2 separate regions of the Mus musculus genome follow, and region 2 is linked to region 1. A link is a loop called in an ENCODE intact Hi-C map of the cell type or tissue named here. Cell type or tissue: left cerebral cortex. All regions are shown on one strand. Links, peaks and the distances in the headings refer to the core of each region. The heading gives the core; the rest is flanking DNA.

Region 1 (5,391 bases), core at 225-5,224:
TCTTTTTAATTACAGATTTTTTTACTTTATTTTATTTTATGTGTGTGGGGTTTTGCCTGCATGTCTGTCTGTGTACCACATGCATACCTGGTACCAGTGACCAGAAGAGGGCATTGGATCCCCTACAACTGGAGTTATGGTGGTTGTGAGCCATCCATCATGTGGATGCTGGAGATCAAGCCCAGGTCCTCTGCAAGAGCAGCCAGTTACCACTGAGCCACTTCTCTAATCCCTACTTTTGTTTCCTAAAGGTCACTTCAGGGGAGACATGCTTTGAATAGGAGAGCAGGCAACCAGAAAGACCTTGTTCCTGGAATTAAAATCTTTATTTCAAAGTATTCAAGATTCCACTTTGCCATACTTTGAGGTATCATGCTGTCACGAGTAAGCTACATCAGAAACGTTGATGGTTGAGTTCTCTGTGATGTGAGACTTCATTTAATAATAATAAATCTATAGGAATGTCTGTCTTATTGGCTTTGGTTAACCAAATGCCACTGATTTGGCTGGGTAGCAGTCATGAGCTCTATCATTACAGCCCTAATTACTGATATTAAGCTCTTAGGCCATGCACTAGATGTCACATAACAATGTGTATATAAGACACCAAATGACAATAAGAGGGTTAAAGAGATTCAAAGAGACCTTGCTGAAGGCAAGATCAGAGAAGTGAAACAGACTCAAAGAAAGATACTGCAGGTGACTAGATATAAAAGGAGAGGTGAAACCCCCAATAGATTCAACTTCAGAATAGGTTCAAGACACAAGGCACAGGGCTGGGTCTGGACAAATGAGGGTTTGACCAGGTCACTTCAAGCAATGGAATCAGAGCCTGAGCCCCAGGGACAGAAACCAAGTCAGGAATTGGTGCCTGTGGGTCATGCATGCCCTGGAGTGCTTGATAATTGGAAAGTGAGTGCTACTGTGCCCAACTGGGACTGTCTCTCTGGTGAGGGGGTTGCAACCACTCTTGGTCTGGTATGTTTGATCCCTTCAAAGTCCTGGCTTTTATTACACCTGTGTATGAGTGTTTGTCTGCATCTATGTCTGTGTACTACTTGCGTGCCTGGTCCACTTGGAGTCCAAAAGAGGGAGTCGAATATTCTTGCAACTGAAGTTACTGGCAGTTGTGAGTGGCCATGTGGGTGCTGGGAATTGTACCTAGGTCCTCTGCAAGAGCAGCCAGTGCTCTTAACAACTGACGCATCTTTCCAACTCCTCTCATATCTCCATGTTGTCTTAGTTAGGGTTGTACTGCTGTGAAGAGACATCATGACTACGGCAACTCTTATAAGAACAACATTTAATTGAGACCAGATTACAGTTTCAGAGTTTTAGCCCATGATTGTCATGGCAAGGAACATGGTAGCATGCAGGCAGACATGGAGCTAGAGAAAGAGCTGAGAGCTCTGTATCTTGATCTGAAGGCAGCAGGAGACTGCATACCACACTGGGCATAGTTTGAGCATATATAACCTCAAAGCCTGCCTCTACAGTGACATACTTCCTCCCAAAAGGCCACACCCACTCCAACAAGGCCACACCTCCTAACAGTGCCACTCCCTATAGACAAACATTCAAATATATGAGTCTATGGGGGCCATGACTATTCAAACCACCACACACGTGTTTGTGATTCCATTCGATCAGTACAGAGGAGGCAATACTTTATTTGCATAAATAAGTTACCGGTCTGTGCCTTATGGTTTGTGCTAGACAGATGGTGCTTATTTACTTGTGTCATTCTGCATCAGAGTCTGTACTCAAAATGGAGCAAATTGATGCTTTATAAAAGGGAGCCGTTAGGGGTTAGCCCGAGAGCTAATGTTTTATGCACTGTGGAGCAACTTTGACCAAAGTCCAGCCTGAAATGAACAGTGTAGTGTTCTGCTCAGCATGGTGTATGTAACTCATGGCAGGGCCATGCCTGATCTCCATGTATTTTTCTGAGCCTTGACACTAAAGAAGATTAAAATAAGCCATATTGCTGATGCAATGCTGTATGAATATAGCCCCAACTGCCTGAGGACAGAGGCAGGAGGATCCTGCCTGAGAAATATCTGGAATTGCCTGAGAAGGAGCGAAGGCTGGGGGTGTAGCTAGGTGGCAGAGCCCTTGCTTGCCTACCCTGCTTGAGGACCCGGGTTTGATCCCTAGCACTGCTAAAACAGAAGTGAAATAGATGAAAAATAAACAAAGCAAACACATACTGATCAGCCGTAAGTGAACATCCATGCTTAAATTTTAGCCATCCTCAAAAACAACAGTACCTAGAGAATATTTTTGAGCAAACGTCAAATGAAAATTTGACTTGAGAATTGAGCGCATAACCATGGAAAATCACACTAGAGAGAGAAAACTAAAATCAAAGTCCTCCTTCTCTGTTCTCTATTTCCGAGCCCCCTCCAGGGAGCAGTGTTAACAGGTCTTTAAATATGCATGCCATATACATAGCAAATATTCTAGATGGAAATATGTACGGCATACATATGTAGCACGCATCCTTTCTACTGTTATGGATTTCTTTGTACATACAAAGGACCATGTTGTCTAAGTTATGAACTGAGATTATGACTCATACGAATCCTGCTGCATTCGTCAGGGTCCTGGCAACAGATGGCATGCTGAAACTGTGAAACCGGGTAGTTTTAATAAAACGACTGTTTGCAAAGTTGCAGGCAGGTTAGAAAAACCAATAAAGGCTAGTGCTGGTAGAGCATCCAGGGTTTGTGCTATTTAAAACATAACTGATTTAAAGAATGCTCTTTAAGAAAAAGGATACAAAAATTACTGATGGAAAAAGTAGGTACAAAAATAAATTCAGGATGAGGAAGAAAGCATAACAGAGTTAAACTCATCAAACATCACAAAATCTAAATGTCACTATCATATAACTACCAGTCACATCTCTACTGGCTTCTTTCTAGCTTTGTGTGTGTGTGGGTTATACATGTGTGTGTGGTATGCATGTGTGCAACTGTGCGGTATGCATGTGTGTGAGTGTGGGGTATGCATGTGTGTGTGAGTGTGGGGTATGCATGTATATATGTGAGAGTGTGTGATTTGCATGTGTATGAGTGTATGGTATGTGTGTGAGTATGGGGTATGCGTGTGTATGTTTGTGAGTGTGTTGGGGGTATGCATGTGAGTGTGGGTATGTGTGTGTGTGATTGTATGGTATACATGTGTGTGAGTTTGGTGTTTGCATGTATGTGTATTGCTATTCATATGTGCAAGAGGGAGGTTGCATGTATGTGATTTTGTGCACATGGAGGACAGAGGACAGACACCGGATGGCCTGTTTTATCACTCTGTAGTAATTTTTTGGGACAGGGTCCCGCTGATGCTGAAGCTAGGCTGGCACCTAGGAAATCTCAGAGAAGAATCCTCCTGAAGACTTCTCCTGTCTGTCTCCCTGAGGCCTTGGTTACAGATACACATGGCCACACTCAGTGTACTGCATGGGTGCTAGGGTCCAAACTTGCATCCTTGTACTTATCCAGCAAATTTTCTTACCCACCAAACCATCTCTCCAGCACACTATTTTTTCCCCTCTTTGATCATATGAGATTAACATTTTTTTTTCATGACAGGATTTCTCTGTATAGCCCTGGCTGTCCTGATACTCACTTTGTAGATCAGGCTGGCCTCGAACACAAAAATCTGCCTGCCTCTGCCTCCTGAGTGCTAGGACTAAAGGCGTGTGCCACCACGCCCGGCCGAGATTGACATTTTTGTAGTAGAAAGAATGGAAAGCTAAACTTTTCTTTCACGTATAGAAATCTGACATAATTCATTTTAGAGGTACACAACTTTGACATTTTAATATGACATGGTCACCCACAAAGTTCAGGCTCAAACACCATGCAGCCCAATTGCCAAAACATGCAAATAAATAGATTGCAAAATCAATCGAAACATTCTAAGTAAGTTTAAGGTTTTGTGTTGGGGCACGTTCATAGTTATCCTCGGCTGAACAGGACCGTGGCTCCAGGACAGTCTGTTTCGGGTATATTTTCTATTCAGTGGGCCCACGGATGTCTCCCCACAAGGGAAGGAAGGCACTGCAGTAGTTCGGCTGGAAAATAGCTCCATACTCTTTTTTGTTTTGGGTTTGTTTGGTTTTTTTGTTTTGTTTTGTTTTATTTTTTTGTTTTTTGTTTTTGTCTTTTAAAGATTGAGGTATTTCACAAAGCTAAGGACACACTCCATCCATCTTCCACGTGCAGGAGCTGTTCCTTCACTTCCTTACCATCAAGTACTCGGTGTCTTGCTCACTTCAGGACACAATTGAAGTTCCTTTTTTTTCAGCCCCATCCCTTCTCACCTTCTGCCTTCATCCCTCATCACATACCAGTAATGCTCAGCTGCTTCCAGTTCTGGGACATGGCATCCTCAGTCCCCAGCCTTTGCATGGGATATTCTCTATGCTTAGAATACGCTCCCCAGCTTCTCCTCCTGGGAAACTGGCTTCCTGCCTTCAGTGGCAGACAAGATCCCACTCCCCTGCAAAGGCTTTCCCCTTTGCCACAAAGATGCGATTGATTGTAGGTGAGGCTCCTCAGTAGCCTGCAGAGTTTCTGAAAACCATGAACTTCTCAGCCTTCTATGCTGTGAGCCCTGCAAAGAGCCTGGCACACAAGTAGCCACTCTTTAAGTGCATGGTTTGGTTTTGTTTAAACAAGTTGCCACTACCTGCACCAGAATTGCCTAGAATAATGATTGTTTTGACTCAGCCTCCCAAGTACTGGAACTATAGGACTATTCCAACATGCCTGGTCAATAAATGGGCTTTAAAGACAATCATAGAGCAATTGTTACATGCCTAAGCTTGAGCTAAAATCCTGTCTCATTTTGTACCGATGGAAATCTATGAAGCACAATATTATTATTCTCTGTGTGTACATGTGTGTGTATGTTTATGTATGTGTGTATGTGTGTATGAATGTGTGTCTGTATGCATGTATGTGTATGTGTATGGTGGGTGTATGTGTGCGTGTGAATGTATGTGGTAGGTGTATGTGTGCATGTGAATGTGTGTGGTGGGTGTATGTGTGCGTGTGAATGTGTGTGTTGGTATGTATGTGTGTCTGTATGCATGTGTGTGTATGTGTATGGTGGGTGTATGTGTGTGTGTGAATGTATGTGGGGGGTATGTATGTGTGTCTGTATGCATGTGTGTGTATGTGTATGGTGAGTGTATGTGTGCGTGTGAATGTATGTGGTGGGTGTATGTGTGTGCATGGATATGCTTGTGTGAAACACAGAGGGCAACCTGAGGTGCTATTCCTTAGAAACCTTGCCTCTTGTTCTTTGAGACAGAGTCTTTCATTGGCCTGTACTTCACCATAGGCTAGGCTGGATGGTCAGTGAGCCCCCAGGGACATCCTG
Region 2 (5,391 bases), core at 308-5,307, 73 kb before region 1:
CGATCCGAGCATGCTTTTCCACTTCAAAATTCTTCCCGGGCTTCTCATAAGTGAAGGGCTAAAGTTCACACTCTTTAGCACTCTGTGATTTCCCCTTATCTTCTTTATCTTATCCTCACTTGCCCGTCTTTCCAGTTTTACCTTTGGCTCCTGGAAATCCCACACCAGAGTCACCACAGCTGCCAAACAGGTTAGATGTGATTTCAGTTCCCTGTTTCTGTCTTCCGGCTCCCTTCCTTGGCTAACCCATTATCCAAAATTCATTTGAAGTCTTCTTTGCCTTGTAAATCTTTTGGGAGTTTGCTTGTTTGTTTTTGTTTGGTTGTTTGGTTGGTTGGTTTTTGAGATAGGGTCTCACTATGTAGCCCTGGCCGTCCTGGAGCAGATGAGGCTGGCCTCAAACTCACAGAGACCTGCTAGTCTCTGCCTCCCAAGTGCTAGGATTAAGGGTATGTGCCGCTACACCTGGTGAGGAATTTTTAATTTACATAGTATAATCCACCAATTTTCCATCTTGTTTTTATCACTTACATTAAAGCATGAGCAATTTCCCTGTTTGCCAAGGTGCTTCCATAATTATCATTTAGCATGAGTTATTAAGTCCTCTATCTCCTCAGCTAGCCCAGAATGCTGCCTATAACTCTTACTACATCACTTACCACTTCATTTTATAATTTTTTTTTATATCTCCACCTCCCCTATTTGGCCCTGAGTCTCTTGAGGATACAGACTTTTGCGAAATTTATTTCCATATCCAGCATAGAGCATGGAAATTCACTAAATGAAAATGAATAGTGGTGGTTGTGTTGGTGCAATGGAATTATGGGTAATTTTTTCCTGTTTTAAATTCCTCAAATATCCTGTGCTTATGCCGTAGTCTTTAGATTTTTGTTCTCTCTCTCTCTCTCTCTCTCTCTCTCTCTCTCTCTCTCTCTCTCTCTCTCTCTCTCGGCAGAGTCTCACTATGTGACTGTGATGACCTAGAATTCACTATGTATACTACAACGGCCTCTGCTTCCCAAATCCTGGGATTAAAAGTGTGTACCAGCCTGGCTGTTGTGGCACATGCATTATTCCCAGCACTTGGAAGGCAGAGGCAGGCAGAAGACCTCTGAGTTCCAGGCCAGCCTGGTCTATAGAGTGAGTTCCAGGATCTTAGAAGCCCTCGGTGAGTCTCAACATCCATTGCTTTCCATAGCTACAAAATTACAGCAAGGGCTACATGGAGAAACCCTGTCTGGAAAAAAAAAGTGTATACTACAACACCCAGCTTTGATATTTTTTGGTTTGTTTTTATTGTGTCTTGTTTATTCTTTTTTTAAAGATGAGGATTTTAAAAACACCCTTTGGGGGGATATTATATTACCTTTCTTATTTTAGATGATTTTTGACTTGTAAAATGTCTTGACTCCCAATTTTGTGGCGTGCACAGATACACAGTGAAGAAAGACCTGGGAAGCTCATTTCTCTCAGGATTTTTCTAACATACATTGTCAAGCCTAGTTAAAAGTTAACTCAGTCCTTGACTTACAAGTCCTCCAGGGAGTGTTGTGGTGGTTGCTCCCAGGTTTTTAAACCACTGCCTGTATTTGGCTCTGGAACTTAGTGTTCTGTGGTCTTCATACCTGATCAACTGTGCTAGCTCAATCTTCTCGCCCCCTCTTCTGGGTCTCTAAACAGTGACAGTATTTTGTTCCCGTCAATCATGTTTCTCACCCTCGGCTGCACATTAAAATTTCCCAAGAAGCTTTGAAAGTGGACTACTACGAAAGCTGGGTCTAGTAACTCAGGCTTGGGAAACCCACTCCTTCAGAGGTCACAAGTTCAGGGCCTGCCTGAGCTGCAAAATGAACTCAGAGCCTGACTGGCAACTTAGTGAGACCTTGTGTCAAAGTCACAAGTAAAAAGAGGGCTGTGGATACAGTTCAATGGAGAGCACCCACCAGGCTTGCACTGTGCTCTGAGTTCAGTCCTTAACATCACACACACACACACACACACACACACACACACACACACACACACTCACACACACACACACACACACACACACACTCAAAACAAACACATGGGATAGAACTGACAATTACACAGAGCTTTGAATTTATCTCTGCAGAAATTAGTTCAAGATGTCTGTCTCTAGCCCAGAACTCTTTATAGGATCCAACTTCAAATATCTACCTGCTTCTCATCTGTTTCTTTTGGTTCCTCTAATGAATGCTATATCTGAAACTCAACACTTGCTTTCCTCCCACCCCTTTCTCTGTATGTGGGCCCATCGTTTAGTATCTGCTTATACCAGGATCTTAGAAACTGTCTTTGGTTCTCAACATCCTTTGCTTTCCACAGCTATAAAGTTATATCTTTATCTGTTCTGTTCTGTTTTGAAACAGAGTCTGGCTATATAGTCCTTGCTGGCTGGAACTTGCTACGTAGCCTAGGCTGGTCCCATGGCGATCCTCTTATCTTAAACTCCTGAAATATGGAGAAAGTAAGTCTTCTGCGTCCTGTAATGGAAAGTACCTTCTAGTCGCTGCCACTTTGGAGACTGAGGCGAGAGGATCTCTTGATCCTACCAGTTTGATCCCACCAGCACCGTCAGCAAAGTAGTAAGACCCTACCACAAAACTAAATCTAACAAAAACTGTTTCTGCTACGGTGTGTAGCTCAGTGAAAGATACTTCTCTAGTGTCTGTAAGAGGCTCAGGGGATGAAGAGAGTGTATAAGGACCAGAGTTCAGATCCCCAGAACACATGTGAAGCCAAGTGTGGGAGCCTGTGCCCATTATCCCAGCTCACTTACTGTGAGATGGGAGACAAAGTCGGAAGGATTGCCCAGAGTTCATGGGCCAGCTCTCATAGCACATGCAATGCGAATAACAAGAGACAGTACCCCAAATAAAGTAGAAGATGAACCCTGACAAACAAGGTTGTCCTCTGAGGAATGAAGAAAGAAATAATAAAATAAGAGGAGGGGAAAATAGAGAGGTAGATAGAGAGAACAGAGAGAAACAGACAGAGAGACAGAGAGGGACAAAATTTGAACCAGTTCTGGTCATTAAAGACAGACATTACCATTTTGTCTAAAACGTGGATCTTCTTAGCTTACAAGCTGTTGCCAATACAGCTTTTTGTAGGGTCAAGGTTGTTAATGAATAATGAATGTGGAAGCGTTCATTACTGAAGCTACATTGGGTTTTTTTAAACAAACACGTTTTTGTATTGATAGCATCAATGATTTATTATCGGCTAGCTTTTTGAATGCTCACTGTCTGTGGTGTGTTTGCATATGTTCTCTAGTGTGCCATGATAACTCAAGAGGAGGATAGTACCTTTGTTATCTCCATTTACAATCGAGAGAGCCGATGCTAAGCAGGATGAGGGCGCTCAGCCAAAGTCCACCAGAAGTGAAACCCAAATCCTCTAAAGGTCAAAGTGCATGCTCTCAGCAGTTCTGCATCCACCTTTCCCTCTCCACTTCCACAGATATGTCTTTCTGTGTCTGGAAGGATGCCATGACCTTTCAGTTACGTCAGCACAGGAGCCAGCCAAGCGCCTAGCTTCTCGTGTTCGTCCTGGCTCTCTTTCCTCTTCACTGCTTCAGCATGAGATGAAAACCTTGGCTGAAGATACACCCACGACATCAGTAGTAAAGGAGGCTAAGAGGAGACAAAACCAGAGGTCCAGTAGTGAGTGAGACGGCGAGGAACCTGAGCTCTTATTTGCCTAAATGCAGTCGAACAAAGCCGCTGTGATGTTTATTGCTTTTACTCATTATGTTCAACATTTACAGACTTATTAAACAGAAGAATCATAAGCGTGTGCTTAGGTTCTGGGCCACTTTCCTGGCTTGGGTTATCAATTTAACTTAACACTATCAACACAGTCCTATTTTTCAAGTCTTATGGCTTTTTTATACCGATGACTATTAAATTTTATATATACTTCTTTATTACATTGGATAAGTCGGTGCATTTTCAGTGGAGTAACTTTGAATGGATCTTTTCAGGGCTTTGGGATAGTCTGCACCTACTCTAGTTATTGCTTTTTATAGACCTGTCATCAGCAGATTTGAAGACCATTCAAATATTTATTGTTACACATGAAAGGGTTCATATAAAAAGATATGGACAGCAGGTATCAACTGGATTGGAAAATGGGCAACTGTGCTGCGATTACAAGTACAGATAGAGTGGATGGTGTGACCAACTTGTTCCTTGATAACTTCCATTGCCATGGCGAAGCATCCTTTTCTCCAATTCTAAATTACGGGGCACCATTTTACTCCCAAACAAAGAAGACTTTCTTTTAGTTATTTCAAAGATATAGTTTTTCATAATCTAGTAGTTGAGAGAATCAGACAGGCATGAGTTGGTATATTGGTGAGGAGGCAAAAAAGGATGGAGAAACTACAAATTCACCTTACCCTCAAGAACCGCCATCTGTCTAAGTCTTTAAAACAGACTCTTTATTGCCCTGTTTCTCAGCCTCTGGCTTGAAGTGGAAATTTCTGGGTTTTTTGGAGACTCCGTTGTGTCATGTGATGTTTTTGTCTTGTGAGAGGGTGTTTTGCTGAAGCAGACACATGAGAGGGCGTGTGATGTTTGGGAGAGAGTATAAATGGAACCCCACAGACAGTGAGAGGTTATTCTTGCACTGTGACGCCATGTGACGCTTTGCTGATCTTCACTGGTCTTTACTTCGTAGATAGAAACTCACCGAAGAACTTACTATGTATTATGGCTGGTTCTTGGGGTTTCCGTTGACTTGTACTGAATTAGTGGAGCCTTGCAGTTTCTGCTGGCTTGAGCTGCTACTGATTCATGTTTGGTGTTTGCTATTGTAGTGAAGTGCTGGTCTCCTGACAATGAAGAATGGGAGTCACACACACACACACACACACACACACACCCAAACACACACACACACACACACACACACACACACACACAGGCGCGCGCGCGCCACCAAAAACAAAACAAAAAAACTACTTCTAAACAAGTCCACAAACTCACCTTTTTCTATAAACCTTTTCCTCTACCTCTGATTGGTGGGCTAAAAGGGAGGTTGAAGCATTCAAGAACCCTAAATATAGTAGGTTTAGAGAAAAATCTAATCCTACACTGTGTTGTGGCTCCTTTAGGGTTACATATCAGCTCTTTACATTACATCTCATTATAGTAGCAAAACTACAGTTACAAAGTAGCAACAAAATCATTTTATGATTGGGGTTCTCCACAGCATGAGGAAATGTGTTAAAGGGTTGCAGCATTAGGAAGGTTGAGAACCAAGCATATAACATTTTTATTTGATTTGATAAAGAAAGGAGGGAGAGAAAGAGAATTAGACAAACAAGCTGACACAAATTTCTCTATAAGCTAATTTCATTAT

The links. Peaks named below come from ENCODE experiments on the same cell type or tissue, not always from the same donor. Only the 100,000 strongest peaks of a DNase experiment are listed, where the experiment ranks them.
Region 2: it touches region 1 in a loop (2.2-fold over the local background); 1 of 42 quality-filtered maps calls a loop at or near these places.

The regions. Positions count from the first base shown.
Region 1 is chr2:70,911,978-70,917,368 of GRCm38, forward strand. No RefSeq gene overlaps it. Among named protein-coding and RNA genes, the nearest start is that of Gm39843, 8.4 kb to the right of the region's middle. In left cerebral cortex, for the core only: no CTCF peak of the experiment used is centred there; a DNase peak (open chromatin) is centred at 2,592; H3K27ac peaks cover 563 bases.
Region 2 is chr2:70,838,898-70,844,288 of GRCm38, forward strand. It overlaps Gm39842 (a long non-coding RNA gene), which reads left to right and starts at 32. Exons shown (of 3, transcript XR_866405.2): 1 at 32-190; 2 at 2,394-2,491; 3 at 3,487-3,917. In left cerebral cortex, for the core only: no CTCF peak of the experiment used is centred there; DNase peaks (open chromatin) are centred at 2,291 and 4,657.